Regions from separate parts of the Homo sapiens genome. Here region 2 is linked to region 1. A link is an interaction called in ENCODE POLR2A ChIA-PET data of the cell type or tissue named here. Cell type or tissue: B cell. All regions are shown on one strand. Each heading gives the region's core, and the rest is flanking DNA. Links, peaks and the distances in the headings are about the cores only.

Region 1 (8,332 bases), core at 307-8,306:
GGCAAAAGATCCCTTCCCAGGTAGGGAACCAAAGCCAGGATCCAAGAGGCGGTCCCCCTAAGTTCTCCTTATTTGTCTGTCTACAGTTCTGAACTCAGGGATGGAAAGGGACCTCTCAGCACCCCCTTGGCCTCCACTGCCACACTCTCTGGCTGCCCCTTTCCCCAAACAGAGGCTCACCCAGCAATGTTGGTGGTAGAAACACTCTTGGCTAAAGACAAGGAGGAGCGGCCACGGCGGGAGCCCAGGAGGGACTGCCGGAAGCTGTCGGAGGGGTAGATGGCCGAGCTTGGCCGCTCCCGGATGGTTGCTGTGGGGGAGAGATGCCCAGCAGGCAAACATCAGACTCTGGTGCTTCCCAGGATTGAGGCCTCCTAGGCTCCTCAATGAGGAATGAGGCATCCTCTCACTCCACCTCAGCCCCTCTAGTCAAGAAAGATGGTAATGAGAATGCCACCTTACATTTGTGCCATACTCTAATGTTCACAAAGAGCTTTTTCTTACTTATCTCCTCCCTGACATAAGCCTATAAACAAACAGGAGCTCAGAAAGACAAAAAGACTTGTCCAGGGTGACTTGGGTAATGGCTAGGCAGGGACTGAGGCTCTGCTCTTTATACCTAAGGGCCATGCTCTTTCTGTTACACCAAAGCTGTCTGAATTGACACTTGACAGCTGCTACCAACACTCCCGAAATGCAGTGTAAATAACTGATAAAAATGCAGGCTGCGGCCAGGCTCAGGCGACCACCCATCCCCAGCCCTCATCCCCATTCGGACTCTCTCTCCCCTTCTGCCTCTAAGTCCAAGAGTCCGAACCCTCCCTTAGGCCCCCACTATCTGCTTCCAATCAAGAAGAGGAAGGTGCTATGCCTGGGAACAACCTTAGTGGGGCAGCAGAGCCCATGGGTTGAGCAGCCTGGGGTCCAGGGTCTTAGGGGACCTCCTCCACTCCCCAACTACTCACTCTTACTTCGAAGAGAAACGGACTGCAAGGCGGTGTTGTTCTTCAGCAGGGCCGCTTTCTGTTGCTGTGAGACAGAGAGCAGGAGAGAGATACCAAGAATGGCTGTCACCCAAGGATCACCCCCAGAGGCATGGGACAGGAGCTAGGTGGCCGGCCCCCTTAGGAGAAAGCTGGCACTATGGTTAAGGGGATCAGGGTGATTGAGCCCAGTGCTGTGGGGACATGTCTGCAGCAACAGGCCTGGCCTACTTGGGGCCCGAGGCCTGGGGTTGAGGGTCTGGGCTGCCCCTTGGTGAGGAGGTGGGTGGTGAGAAACACAGGGTAGGGAATGAATGGAAAAGGCATGAGGGTACCGCACACTCACTACCCTCTCCCCCAGCCCTCTGCCCTCCCTGCCGTCTCACCTTCTGCTTGACCTTGGTACAGTTGGCGAGGGTGTCTTTACAGCGGTTGTGGATAGTCACATTGCAGGCTGGGAGGGTGGGGTAGAGAGGGTGAAGGGAGGGCCGGGTGGTACAGGAGGGGACACACCCACATGCAGACACCCATCTCCTCCTGGCCACACAGTCCTCGGGGACTCTCCCCCCTTCCCCGACTTCTGGGCCATTACCACACCCCAGTCCCTCTCCTCCCACCTCCCTCTTCCTTCAAGCAGGAAATGAAGTGAGGGGGGTATAGGTGCTGAATGAAATTAAACAATCAAGTGGGATGGGCAATCCTGACCCCAAGGTGGCCTGAAGGGCGGACCAGAGGGGAGCAGGGGTCACTGGCTGCCAGAGATGAGCTCAAGAAGCACGAAGGTGGTTGCGAATGGCAGATGGAAGAGAGGACTCCCACAGAACAGAAGATGGCACAGAGGCAGCCAGAATGGGGGCTAGGGGCAGAGGGGAAATTTACATTCCCTGAGCTTTTATAATAGTAAATGTTCCACATTTACTTAATCCTAACCACCCGTAGAGGGAGGTTCAGTTATCCTCATTTCATGTATGAGGAACCTGTCCTGGAGTGGCTAAATCGTCCATCAGAGGTCACACGGCTAGTGGGAGAGGTGGTGTTTACACTCCGGTGGGCCTGAATCCAAAGGCCGTGCTCCTTCCCTCGCACCACATGCCCTGGACTCTGGCTGGGCCTCAGCAGCTCCAAGGCTGATTGATGGCTCCAGTGGTAAAGAAGGGACAGGCAACTCCCCACCAAGCCTGGCCTTCTCCCTTCCAGGCCCAGGGAGTCCTGTTCCCCCAACTCAGGCAAATCCACAGCTCCCACACTCCATCTGCTTCTCCGCCATCCTCCACCCCACCTTGCCATGGGGTAGGAGAGAAGAAGAAAGGAGGATTCGCTGAGCCTAGGCACTGGGACCCTGGCCGTGCCCTTCCCAGACATGCCCTCAGCTCCCGGCCCTCTCCAGCTTCCCCTCCCCCATCCAACAACACCGGAAACTCTGCTAACTCTTTCAGACAATACCCAGCACCACGCTCACTTCCACAAATACAAGGCAAACAGGGTGGAGCAGAGGGGGCAGACAGAAGTGGGGGTTGCAGCTGCCCCCACCCCCCTGGAGCTCCCTTCTCCTACCCCCAACACTCAGTGTCTCTGGATTGAACCTCCGCTTTCCACCTGCTCTCAAAATAGTGCTGCCCGCCTCCCCTGTTCCCCTGGCAACAAGCTTCCGGATTGGGAATTTTGTCAGGTCTCTATAGGGATCTAGATTGGGGTTCCCTCCTCATCCTCACAACTCTAAATTGAACAGTGAGGAAAGTAGGGAGGCTTCACTGGTTTTCTTTTCTTTCTTTTTTTTTTTTTTTTTGAGCGGTAGCAAGCTTTATTGTGAAGAGCAAAATGACAAAGCTCCCACAGCGTAGAAGGGGACCCGAGCGGGTTGCCCATCACTGGTCCTTTCTGGGGGTTCCTTCCCCAAGTTTCATAGGGATTTACAGGCTAGAGCTTTTGTCCGCTATTCAGTAGCAGGTCACAATACCTTCAATCCTGCTCTAATCAGAGGCATCTCTGCCATAACTTCAGGAGGAATTGAGGGAGAGGGGGCAGCAGGAGCCCTCTGTGTACTGGGGAAGGAAAGAATTCCTGGCTTATACTCCCTAAAGACAGGACTACACTCAGATGTGGATGAAGGGCAGGAATTCTAACCCCTGCCCCTCAACACACACATCCCTGCTACATTCCCTCTTTCTCACTAGAAATTTGAGATGAAGGGTCCTAATCACATCTTCTGCTTGAAACAGCAGAGATTTCAGGCTCCACCCATAGTCAATAGAAAGAAAGGGGCAAGGGGACTGTGAAGTCCTGAATGCCCAGCTCTGCGCAGGAAGACAGGCAGAGCCAGCTGCAAGGCTGGCAGCTTTCCACCCAGTTCCTCTGTCACCCCCCACCCCACCCCCTCCACACATACAACATTCCTGCTCCTTCTCCAATCAGTTCCCCTAACCCTTAGCAGCTGTTCGGGGAGCAAGGGGGGTGCCTGGTGGATGACAGCTGCAAGAGGAGCCAGCACAGCCTCCCCTCCCCCACATTCCCAGATAGTCCGGCTTATGCCATATTCCAACAGCCACCACCCCTCAGAGTGAGGACAGGGAGCAAGGGATCAAGCAACTGGCCCTGGCATTTGGGCCCAGCTGGGGATCAGAGAGAAGAGTGACCCTCATGGATCCAGGCAGAAAAAACAGATGAAAAGATCAGGGTCAGTGGGCACCGAGTCTGGGTGACTCTCAGGGTCCAAACAACTTACTTGGGCAGATGAGGGCTTCCTTGGCTGTGATGCTCTTGTTACAGGCATAGCACATGGTCATGCCTGAAACTGAAATGGTGGTGAAGAGGTGCCCATTGGTATAGCGGGCATCCTTGGCTTCCTTCATCTTCTCCTTTTCCCGGGTCTGTGGAAGGGATGAGAGGGAGAGGAAGTGAGGCTGGAAAATGCCAGGGTGCCTGGAGTCCAGAGAGACAGGCTGGGGGCAGAGGCAAGGAAAAAATGCCAGCCTGAGGATGCTGGAAAGACACCAGTTCCTAAAGCAGAGCCTGCAACTGGGTGTCAGAGGCAGCTGTCCGGGAGTGACCAGGCCAGGCTCTGGGGCAGCCAGCCCGGATGGGTTCTGGGTCCCTGACCTACCTGGCCCCTACGGCTGGGCTGCCTCCTGTTGCCACTCATCTCCCTGGCTCTAGGTCTCTGCGTCCTCACTCCACCTTCCCAGCCCTAGCTCTGCTCACCCCCGAGCTGCTGTACTCTCTTCTCTGTGCTAGGGGGAAGATGCGCAGAGAGGAGGGGAGAGCAGGCGAAGCGGAGGGTGCCAGCTCACCAGCGCTTTCCAATCTATGGGAGTTAGCTCCTCTTATAACCATGACAACCAGTGTTGGATCTGCTGTCTCTGTGGCAGTCACAGTGGGGGGGGCAGGAGATCCCCTTATTAGATTGGCTGAAGGGGGCAGAATGCCTCCCCTGCCACCCCCAACCCAGGGGTCAGGATCCCAGACCTCTAACTCTTTTCACCAACCCTCAGCCACGGCACACAGGGCCTGTCTGGGAGGCAGCATGTCCCCTACTAACCTTGAGGCAAAGGCAGCTAGCTGCCTTTGGGTCACTCTTCCACTCTGGGATCTTTAAGTAAGGAAGCTCAGCCAGCCATCTTGGTTGCTTCCAGCGGAAAATCTCTCCTGCAGTCTAACTTTTATCCCTCTCATACTACTTTCCAGAGTTAAAACCTAGGAGAGTTTCCTCTATTGCTCCTTACCCAACTGGTCTCTCCCATCCTAGGAAGTCCTTTCTGACATCTACCCTCCATCCTTCAGTGTTGATCTCCGCAGATGGCGCACACCTTCCTCGGAGCCTCTGAGCCGCATTTTCCATCTCTGCTGTCTCCCATTTCCCCCAGTGCCCCTGCCTCTGCAAGTCAAGTCATTCTCCCTGACCTCCAATCTGTCCCTCTTCAAGCCCCTGTGATTCCCAAAAAGCCTGAGAAGGTGAGAAGAGGGGGATATCACTCTTCCCACTATTCTAGGACCTTCCTTAGTTGTGACTCTGATCTCTGGATTTTCCCTCCGCTCTTGGAGCAGGACTAGAAGCTGAGAAGACCACTCCCTCCAAGGTTTCCCAGGCTCTCAGAAATCAAAAATCAGGATCCAGATGGCTGAGGGTAGAAGCCCCAAGTCAGAGGACCTGGACTGGGGACAGAGGATTACAGTTCAGCGGGAAGCACTCAGCCCGGACTCTAGGAGACCAGTACTGACTCAGCCGAGGCCACGAGGCCACGCCAGCAGCTGAGAGGTGGAGGAGGGGAAGAGATGCACGGGCCTGGTGCTTGGGGCAGAAAATGGTAGAAAGAAAGGGGAAGTGTGGAGGGGCTGAGTCAACAGTGCAGGGACAGAGGGCATGGGGCTGCAGTGCCTGGGCCCAAGATCCTTCTCTTTCCTGCCTCTCTTCCCAAGCTCCAGGTTTGCCTGATGATGTCCAGAGCCCAGAGGTCTTGGGGTCAATCCCTTCTCCCCTCATGCATCCTCCCCATCCCCAATCATCCATTTTTCGCATCCTCCTCCTGTCTCCTGCTCTCTCTATGTCCTCCCTTCTCTTCTCAGGGTCTCCCTCCTAGGCTCCTCCCGCTCTGCCTTCCCTTTCTCAGCCTTGCTTCTCCGCCACTGTTCTCCTCTCCCGCCCACAGCCTCTCCTCCCCTCCTCCTCACGCAGGCCAACTGCTCCTCTACCTAGGCTTATTCAGGAAGCTGAGCTGCCTCTAGCCTCTAACTCAAACCTCTAAAATGTTCTGGCCTCCTTTTTTCTATTCTGGCACCTACCTACCCGGACCACTAGAAAATGCTCCCTTTGGTCTAACCTCCACCTATCTTGCACCAAATTATACCTCTTTAGAAGTTCAAATTCAGGCTGGGTGCAGTGGCTCACACCTGCAATCCCAGCACTTTGGGAGGTCGAGGCGGGTGGATTACCTGAGGTCAGGAGTTCGAGACCAGCCTGACCAACATGGTGAAACCCCATCTCTACTAAAAATACAAAAAATTAGCTGGGCGTAGTGGCAGGCACCTGTAATCCCAGCTACTTGGGAGGCTGAGGCAGGAGAATTGCTTGAACCGGGGAGGTTGGAGGTTGTGGTGGGTTGAGATTGGGCCACTGCACTCCAGCCTGGGCCACAGAGTGAGACTATGTCTCAAAAAAAAAAAAAGAAGTTCAAATTCACCTTTGAATAATAACCTCACAGGACCTCAAACACCAAGTCCAAAAATCTCTTCCCACTGCCATATACTCTCCCTTTTCTCCTCCTCTCCTGCCCTCCCAGCCTTCTATATAACTCAAACCAAAAGTTTGAGCATGTATTACATTTGAATTAAAAGCAAGAGGCCGGTGAGGTGGCTCACACCTGTAATCCCAGCACTTTGCGGGGCTGAGGTGGGAGGATCGCTTGAGGCCAGGAGTTTGAGAACAACCTGAGCAACACAGCGAGACCCATCTCTATAAAAAAAAAAAATATATACATATATATATATACACACATAAGTAAAAGCAAGCAAGCTGAAAATAGTATTAAAAAAAACAACATGGCTGGACCAGGGTCACTCCAGAATGGGCAGTGCTGCAGCTCTGCCCCAGTGCTGCTACGAGTACTCTCTTCCACACCTGACCTCTGTCCTTTGCCCTCCACCCTCCCCCTGTGGCATCCACAAACACTCATCTGTCTGACCAGCTCAGATGGAGTGGCAAAGGGAGGGAGAAGACTGGGGCAGCCAGAGAACAGGGTCTCTAGTGGCCCTTCCTCTCTCTGGCATCAATGCTCCACAGACAGCCCTGGTACTCTGGGCCCTGCCTCCTCCACCTCCCAACACTCACCCTCTCTCGAAGTGACCCCTGCTCTAGGTGGGCCAGCAGCGGGCAGCAGCCACAGCAGCAGCACATCCCAGCATGGGCACTGCCCAGCAGCAAGCGACCCTGGCACTGCCTAGTGCTATTGTCCCGGAGGTTGCCTGTGCCCGCCCCAGGGCTCAGGCTTCTGAGGATGGAAGGACATAGGGCCTGCTTACCAGGGGTGCCTGCTCCAGAGGTGGAGTGAGTGGGCTTGTTTGGTTCTTTGTCCTACTCTTTTCCAGGTATTCTTAAGATAATCACATTGGTCTCCCATTTACCCACGCCCAAGTAGGACAGCCCTTTACCTCCAAGACCCAACCTATGCACCAAGAAAAAGGGCCCATTACTCCACAATCCATAACACCCACCCCAGTGCTCAGAGGCCCTTCCTGCTTGGTTCAGTCCTTTGCTCTCCAGCATCTAGATACTTTTTTTTTTCTTTTTTTTTTTGAGACAGGGTCTCACTCTGTTGCCTGGACTGGAGTACATTGGCATGATCATGGCTCACCGCAGCCTTGACCTCCCGGGCTCAAGTGATCCTTCCACCTCAGCCCTCCAAATAGCTGGGACCACAGGCATGCATCATGATGCTCACCTAATTTTTAAATTTTTTTTGTAGAGACAGCGTCTTGCTATGTTGCCCAGGCTGGTCTCGAACTCCTAGGATCAAGTGATCCTCCTGCCCCAGCCTCCCCAAAGTGCTAGAATTATAGGTGTGAGCCACCACGCTCAGACCTAGAGTCATTCTGTCTCTTTCTCACAAATCCCATGGGAAGTTCTTCTTGCTACACACCTTCATCCACACTACTGCTACATCAAGGATAAATAAAGAATATGAAAGCCCTTAGCACAATACCTGGTATACAATAGGCACCCAATACATGTCTCAAAATGAAAGAAAAGGAAGGAAGCAAAGAAGCAAGGAAGGATGTATGGACACCAAGACATGGGGTCTCAGTAGCACCCTGGCCCCTATTCTGGAAACCCTCTTCCTTCCTTATCAGAGCTTTAGAACCTTCTGTCTCTTCTTGTTTCTCTTTTCTCCCTCCTCCTGAAGGGCTCTAAGCCATTCTCTCCTATTTCCTTTGAGTTTAGACCCTGAGGGTTTCCTCTGGAAGTCAGAAGACCAACCCCAAACTTCCTTCCACTGTCATCCCAGATCTCAGTCACTTTTGGGAAAGAAAGACAGGGCCAGGCCGAGCGCAGTGGCTCATGCCTATAATCCTAACACTTTGAGAGGCCGAGGCGGGCAGATCACTTGAGATCAGGAGTTTGAGACCAGCCTGGCCAACATGGCAAAACCCCATCTCTACTAAAAATACAAAAATTGGCCGGGTATGGTGGTGGGCACCTGTAATCCCAACTACTCAGGAGGCTGAGGCAGGAGAATTGCTTGAACGCAGGAGGTGGAGGTTGCAGTGAGCCAAGATCATGCCACTGCACTCCAGCCTGGGTGACAGAGCGAGACTCTGTCTCAAAAAAAAAAAAAGAAAAGAAAAAAGAAAGAAAGATG
Region 2 (8,332 bases), core at 1-8,000, 170 kb before region 1:
GGAGGTTGCAGTGAGCTGAGATGGCGCCACGGCACTCCAGCCTGGAGACAGAGCGAGACTCCTTCTCAAAAAAAAACCAACAAACTATAGAAAGTAGGTGGTGAGGCTGGGCGCAGTGGCTCGCGCTTGTAATCCCAGCACTTTGGGAGGCTGAGGCGGGCAGATCACCTGAGGTCAGGAGTTCGAGATGAGCCTGGCCAACATGGTGAAACCTCTTCTCTACTAAAAATACAAAAAGTAGCCGGGCATGGTGGCAGGCGCCTGTAATCCCAGCTACTCAGGAGGCTGAGGCAGGAGAACCGCTTGAACCTGGGAGGCGGAGGCTGCAGTGAGCCGAGATCACACCATTGCACTCTAGCCTGGGGAACAAGAGTGAGACTTCGTCTCAAAAAAAAGTAGGTGGTGAGTATATGAATGTTAGCTGTATAATTTTTCAATTTTTCTATATATATTTTTAAATTTCATAATAAGATGTAACAGGGGAAAAGTTTAAAGAAAATAAATGCTAGAATCCAGAGAAGAGTAATGTGCATGGTGAGAGGTCTGGACACCAAGGCTTTGGAGAAGAAGAAACCTGGCAGAAGAAACTTGAAACTTTCCTATGTTTTGCATAGGGAAAAAAAAAAAAAAACTTAAGAAACATCTTTTAATATGTACACTTGGGAATAAATTGCTTTTTTTTTTCTTAACAACAAAAGACAAATAGGAGGCCGGGCACAGTGCGGCTCATGACTGTAATCCCAACACTTTGGGAAGCCGAGGCAGGTGGATCACCTGAGGTCAAGAGTTCAAGACCAGCCTGGCCAACCTGGTGAAACCCCGTCTCTACTAAAAATACAAAAATTAGCTGGGCGTGGTGGCGGGCACCTGTAATCCCAGCTATTCTGGAGGCTGAGGCAGGAGAATCGCTTGAACCCAGGAGGCAGAGTTTGCAGTGAGCTGAGATTGCACCATTGCACTCCAGCCTGGGCGACAACAGCGAAACTCCATCTCAAAAATAACATAACATAACATAACATAACATAACATAACATAACATAACATAACATCACATAACATAACATAACATAAAGACAAATAGGAGGAATATAAAAGGATTGATCTTCCTGCTTTGCATTCAAATTTGGGTTCAATAAGGAAAGTATCTGAATTTGCATTCAGATTTGGGTTCAATAAGGAAAGTATTAATTGAGGAGGTGTTCAAGTTTACAATACACTATCTGCAGAATTGTTGAGCTCCCTGTCACTGAAGGTATACAAACAGGACTAAAAAGGCCACCTCAGAGGAGGTGTAAACAAATTCTCAAGCGGGCAAAAAACATGTGACCACATGGAGCTTTTCAAACTCTGTGATTCTATGCTTTTTAATTTTTTTATTTTAGTTATCCATATAAGGATAAGTCCTTTTAAAGAGATTATAATCAAATATGACAATGAGACACAAGAGGACAAGAGGCAGAAAAAAAAATTAAAAATTCTACTCCAGCTTTCACTATCATTACAGAACTGTATGACTAGAAAGACTGCCCTTCATTTACCCATCTCTATTCGACTGGCAAATATTGCCACCAGCTTTACAGCAATAAACAAAACAAAGCTCTTGAGAAGTTCACAGTCTAGGGGAGAAGACAGATATTAAATAAGCAATTATGAGGTGATCAGTATATAAAAGGACAAAAAGAGTGGTACGGGAATGCAAAGCAAGAAGATCAATCCTAACGAAGGAGGATCTCCCTGAGAAATTATACGTAAACTGAAGAAAGTAACAATCAAAAAGGGAAGGCAAATATATTCCAGGATGATAGCTGAACTTAAGATCTGCTTTTGTGCTTTAAGCAGATGTTTCTTTACTTGTTTCTTTACTGTTGACCATTCTGTCCTTCTTGAAAGACTCTTTTTTTGAAACAGGGTCTTGCTCTGACCCAGGCTGGAGTACAGTGTTGGGATCTCTGCTCGCTACAGCCTCCACCTCCTGGGCTCAAGTGATCCTCCCACCTCAGCTTCCCAAGTAGCTGGGACTACGGGCATGCACCACGACAACTAATTTTCATTTTATTTTTAAAATGTTTTTGTAGAGACAATGTCTCACTATCTTGCCCAGGCTGGTCTTGAACTCCTGGGCTCATGCGATCCTTCTGCCTCTGCCTCAGCCTCCCAAGTGCCGGGATTATAGCCATGAGCCACTGTGCCCCAGCCAAAAGACTCTTCCTTTGGTTTCTACGACACTAGATTTTCTAGGTTTTTCTTGTACCTTCCTAGATTCTCCTTTCAGTTTTCTCAAAGCCTAAATCCTCAAACCTTTTCATTCTACATTTTCTCTAATTCCTGGTGCTTTCCTTTCAATGCTTCCACTATCCCTGTCATAGTATATCAAAATAAATGAAAGATCTTCACAAAGGAAATGGTATTCTAATCTTAAAAGCAAGGTGAAAGGCACAATAAAGCAATAAAATAAAATGTAAGTTCTAAAGGATTGTATTTACATAATTCTCTTTACACAAAGAACTGCATTAATTAGGTATATCTTGGATGTTTATAAAGCTCTCTGCATAACCTGGTCAAGAGCCAGCATCTTACCTTCTCCATGTCGTGTATATTATTCCAGTACAGGGTCATGCATACATGCAATAAAAATCAATGGCTTATGAAATATATTTTTTATTTTTCTTTCTCCCCATAGGTAGAATTTCTTCAGGATGAAATGTATGTTTTCTATGCTTGACACACTAGCCAATGATATAATTTTTTTTTGAGTCAGGATCTCCCTCTGCCACCAAGGCTGGAGTGCAGTGGCACTATCATAGTTTGCTGAATCCTTGACCTCCTGGGCTGAAGCAATCCTCCTGCCTCAGCCTCCTGAGTAGCTAGGACTACAGGTACGTGCCAATACATTAGGCTAATTTCTTAAATTTTTAGTACAGACAAAGTTTCTCTATGTTGCCTATGCCGGTCTCGAACTCCTAAGCTCAAGCAATCTTCCTGCCCCAGCCTCCCAAAGTGCTGGGATTACAGGTGTAAGCCACCACTCCTAGCTCAATGATATAATTTTTTATAGAAATAACTCAAGCTAAGTTATCATAATTGTTTTCCATACCTCCAGTCTTGTTCACTTTACCTAACAAATTAATACATTAAACTGGTATTAAATCAAAGTGATCTTTCTAAAATCCAAATCAGTTCCTACTGATTTACTGCTTAAACCTCTTTTTTTTTTCAGGCGGAGCCTTGCTCTGTCGCCCAGGCTGGAGTGCATTGGCGTGATCTCGGCTCACTGCAACCTCTCCCGCCTGAGTTCAAGCAATTTTTCTGCCTCAGCCTCCGGAGTAGCTGGGATTACAGGTGCCTACTACCACGCCTGGCTAATTTTTGTATTTTTAGTAGAGACAGGGTTTCGCCATGTTGGCCAGGCTGGTCTTGAACTCCTAACCTCAGGTGATCTGCCTGCCTCCACCTCCCAAAGTGCTGGGATTACAGGCGTGAGCCACCATGCCCGCCCTTAAACCTCATTTTGAGAGCTTAAAAATCCTCCATGATGTAAACACTACCTAATCTTATCTACCACTTCTCTGTCTTTTCACTCATACACCACCACCAAAGTACTTAGTATTTTCCAAACATACTTTTTTGATGTTTTACAATTCTGTGGTTTGCAGATGCTCTTCTATTTGCAATATTCCTCTCTGTCCCTATTCACCAAATTTCTTATTCCTCCTTCAAAACTAAGATAAAAAGCCATTTCATTCTGCAAATTCTTTCCTAAGTTCTCCTATCCTAGTCCATATCATACACTAGGAGATGACACTCTCTTTTAGGTCATTATTATACCTTATGTAAAACCTGTTACAGCATTTATCACTTTGTATTGTAACTTTTTCTGTTTCTATCACCCTACTAGGCTGAACTCCTACAGCACAGATGCCATGTCTTATTCATCTTGCACAATCCCTGCCAAACAGTAAGGACTGAATACACGACTGTGGGATATACAAATGAATAACTGATGGGCTTTCTGAATATGTACCTAAATTTAAAGAATCAGATCAATAAATGGGTAAAGGAAACCTAAATGTCTTAACATGGATGAGCTGCAAACTTCACCCCTAAAAATCTACAAAGTAAACAAAGACAGCTGCAAAGCAGTCAAGAGCAGGACTTAGAATAAACACAGACTCACTGGTGATTCTCACTGCCCGGTCAGTCCGGAAATCCTCTGTGTCTGGTTCATCGAGGTCTTCCAGGAAATTATATTCTGGATCATCATCATCATCTGCTTCATCTAGGAAAAAAAAGTGTTTCAGATGCTCATTAACTCTGTTCTCAAACTTCTAAGAATCTGTTCCAATAAAGCACATTTATTCTTTATTTTTTTGAGACAGGGTCTCACTCTGTCGCCCAGGCTGGAGTGCAGTGGTACAGCCTCAGCTCACTGCAACCTCCACCTCCCGGGCTCAAGTGATCCTCCCACCTTAGCCTCCTGAGTAGCTGGGACCACAGGCATACGCCACCACACCCAGCTAATTTTGTGTAGTATATTCCATGAAAATAATACTTTCTGTAAAAGCTACTTGTACAGTGAAGCTGACAGTGAAAAAAGGAGTGGCCCAAATTCCCAACAATTAGAGAATGACTATATAATTATAATTTCTTAGTATAAAATAGTACAGGTTGAGCATTCCAAATCCAAAACTCCAAAATCTGAAACTCTGTGAGTGCAAACATGACTCTCAAAGGGAATAGCCATTGGAGCATTTCAGATTTCAAATTTTCTTTTTCCTTTTTTTTGAGACAGGGTCTCACTCTGTCACCCAGGCTGAAGTGCAGTGGCACGATCATGGCTCACTGCAGCCTTGACTGCCCAGGATCAGGCGATTGTCACACCTCAGCCTCCCAAGTAGCTGGGATTAGGCACATGCCACCATGCCCAACTAATTTTTGTATTTTTAGTAGAGACAGGGTTTTGGTATGTTGCCCAGACTGGTCTTGAACTCCTGGGCTCAAGCGATCTGAATGCCTCGGCCTCCCAAAGTGCTGAGATTACAGTGTGAGCCATTGCACCCTGCCCAGATTTCAAATTTTCAAATTTAGTATGCTTATCTGTTAAGTATAATAATACATATATTCTAATATCTGAAAAAATCTGAAATCCAAAATACTTCCGGTCCTGAGCATTTTGGATGAAGGGGATACTCAACACGTACACATATAAAATGTGAATATGTAACCATTCTATAAAAGTTCAATACATGTATGACAAAAGTACAATATATACATAATAATCATAAGCATGAAAAATTATATCCTTACAATAAGAATCATAAATAACTAAAAATATACAAAAATAATAAACATTTGTTAGGTTAGAATAATAGAAATATGGATGTTCTTCTCCCTTTTAATTTTCTTTTTTCTTTTTTTTTTTTGACATGGAGTCTCACTTTGTCACCCAGGTTGGAGTGCAGTGGCATGATCTTGGCTCACTGCAAACTCTGCCTCCCAGCTTCAAGCAATTCTCCTGCCTCAGCCTACCAAGTAACTGAGATTACAGATGCCCACCACCACGCCCGGCTAATTTTTCTATTTTTAGTAGAGACAAGGTTTCACCATGTTGGCCAAGCTGGTCTCGAACTCCTGACCTCAGGTGATCCGCCTGCATTGGCCTCCGAAAGTGCTAGGATTACAGGAGTGAACCACAGGGCCCAGCCTAATTTTCTTTAATGTTAATGCTAAACTGTCTTTTCAATTACTAAGTAAAAATTATGAAGGAGTCATTAAATTATGGAATTATTATATATTAAGGTAATATTTTTCTCCAGATAATTTTAGATCAGTGTTGTCTAACAGAACTTTCTGTGATGATGGAAATGATCTATACATGTATTGTATTGTATCATACAGTAGCCATTAGCCACATGTGACTTGAGAAATGCAGCTAGTGTGACTGAGGAACTGATTTAAAAAAAAAAAGACCAAAAAGAGAATACCTAAATTTCTTACTATCATGTATCCATTAAATAGAAGAGGTGATCTCTATGTATTATAATGGAAAAATATATGTTATACTGCTAAGTGAAAGAAGCAAGTTGCAGATGAAGACCAATATGTATAGTATGATTCTTTTTGTGGAAAAAAATTCTTGTTTGAGATAAATACATGCTTGACTGAACACCCACAGAGTATCTAGAAAGAAACACATAAAACTATTAACAAAGATTTCTCTGTGTACCCTCCCACAATATTTTTTTTTTCTTTCTTTTTTTAAGGTGGAGTCTCGCTCTGTCGCCCAGGCTGGAGTGCAGTGGCTCGATCTCAGCTCACTGCAACCTCCACCTGCTGGGTTCAAGCGATTCTCCTGCCTCAGCATCCCGAGTAGCTGGGACTACAGATGTGCACCACCATGCCCAGCTAATTTTTATATTTTTAGTAGAGACGGCGTTTCACCATGTTGGTCAGGCTGGTCTCAAACTCCTGACCTCAGGTGATCCACCTGCCTCGGCCCCTAAAAAGTGCTGGGATTACAGGCGTGAGCCACAGAGTCTGGCGCCTCTTCCATAATGTTTTAACTTTTCATAATAAATGAGCATCTTTTTTTTTTTTCGAGAGGGAGTTTCGCTCTTGTTGCCCAGACTGGATACCGTGCCTGGCCATAAATAAACATCTTTTGTTATAAACAGACATATACAGCCTGGGGCCAAGCATGGTGGCTCACGCCTGTAATCCCAGAACTTTGGGAGGCCGAGGTGGGAAGATCACTTGAGGTCAGGGGTTCGAGACCAGCCTGGCCAACATGGTGAGACCCCCCCCCTCCCGTCTCTACCAAAAATACAAAAATTAGCCAAGAGTAATGGTGCGTGCCTGTAATTCCAGCTACTTGGGAGGCTGAGGCAGGAGAATCACTTGAACCCAGGAGACAGAGGTTGCAGTGAGCTGGGATCATGCCACTGCACTCCAGCCTGGGCGAGAGTGAGACTCCATCTAACAAGAAAAAAAAAAAAAAACACATATATATATCCTGGGCAACACAGTGGGAACCAATCTCTACAAATGACTTTTTAAAAATTAGCCAAGTGTCGTGGTGTGTGCCTATAGTCCCAGCTACTCAGAAGGCTGAGCTGGAAGGACTGCTTGAGCCCAGGAGTTTGAGGCTGCAGTGAGTCATGATCACGCCACTGCACTCCAGCGAGGGTGACAGAGTGAGACCCTGTCTCAAAAACAAATATATATTTTTTATATAAATATAAATATATATAAATATATATATACTTATACAGACACACATTTAAAATTCACAATCACTGAAAAATCTGTGCTGATTAAACCCTAATCTAACTTGATAATTCTTTACTCAACATTTATACTCAGCTTATAATATATTAATTTGCATTCTTTACACATAACTAATTATCAAATCTTTTTCATCTATTTGTGGGTTTAACTTATCAGTACAGATTCTTTATTTCTTTAGGAATAGAATACTGTCTTCATAATTCATAATCTCTATAGTACTTTCTATATAAGTCTCTTCACAGCAAGTTCTTTTTTTTTTTTTTTTTTTGAGATGGAGTCTCACTCTGTCGCCCAGGCTGGAGCACAGAGGGGCGATCTCGGCTCGCTGCAAGCTCTGCCTCCCGGGTTCACGCCATTCTCCTGCCTCAGCCTCCCAAGTAGCTGGGACTACAGGCACCCGCCACCACGTCAGGCTAATTTTTTTTTTTTTTTTTTTTTTTTAGTAGAGACGGGGTTTCACTGTGTTAGCCAGGATGGTCTCGATCTCCCGACCTCATGATCTGCCTGCCTCAGCCTCCCAAAGCGCAGGGATTAGAAGTGTGAGAGACACTGCGCCTGATCAAAAAGTTCTTAACAAACATTGCTGAATAACGAAAGTTCTGGAAGAGCCCATAATAATGAGTAGTGTGCACAGGTTTGGACTCCATCTGTTTGGATGCAAGAACTGCAATAGATAGTTCTGCCCACACCACACAAATGGGTCAGCGAATATTATTCTCAGAGCACTCATTTAACAAAGATGCTGAAAAATCATTTAGGGGGATTCTTCTGAGTTCTGCTTAGCTTTTAGTACCCTGATTGTGGAATATGTCCTCTGAGCTTAATCACTTTTTTGACTTATTAACAATGTCAGTATTTACCCAGCTGATATACCCCTCCTGTATTGTCTTTTAACTCAACTGGTAGATCTGGAGGCCACACCCATCCTAATCATTGGCTTTGTGTGCTCTTTTAAAAATCTGTCCGAATAGGCACATACAAAAATACTGAAGTTGCTGGGCGTGGTGGCTCACGCCTGTAATCCCAGCACTTTAGGAGGCCAAGGCGG

What was found. Peaks named below come from ENCODE experiments on the same cell type or tissue, not always from the same donor. Only the 100,000 strongest peaks of a DNase experiment are listed, where the experiment ranks them.
Region 2: POLR2A ChIA-PET joins it to region 1 with 8 read pairs; 2 of 35 experiments call an interaction of 5 or more read pairs at or near these places.

Annotation. Positions count from the first base shown.
Region 1 is chr1:155,965,451-155,973,782 of GRCh38, forward strand. ARHGEF2 (Rho/Rac guanine nucleotide exchange factor 2) reads right to left here. Exons shown (of 22, transcript NM_001162383.2): 2 at 3,706-3,850; 3 at 1,370-1,437; 4 at 966-1,029; 5 at 181-310. Among named protein-coding and RNA genes, the nearest start is that of ARHGEF2, 8.9 kb to the right of the region's middle. RefSeq lists a silencer at 2,647-2,878 and enhancers at 4,996-5,095, 5,146-5,325, 5,336-5,385. In B cell, for the core only: no CTCF peak of the experiment used is centred there; DNase peaks (open chromatin) are centred at 2,400 and 5,291; H3K4me3 peaks cover 1,677 bases; H3K27ac peaks cover 8,000 bases.
Region 2 is chr1:155,790,876-155,799,207 of GRCh38, forward strand. GON4L (gon-4 like) reads right to left here. Exons shown (of 32, transcript NM_001282860.2): 12 at 4,175-4,276. Among named protein-coding and RNA genes, the nearest start is that of GON4L, 62 kb to the right of the region's middle. In B cell, for the core only: no CTCF peak of the experiment used is centred there; no DNase peak of the experiment used is centred there.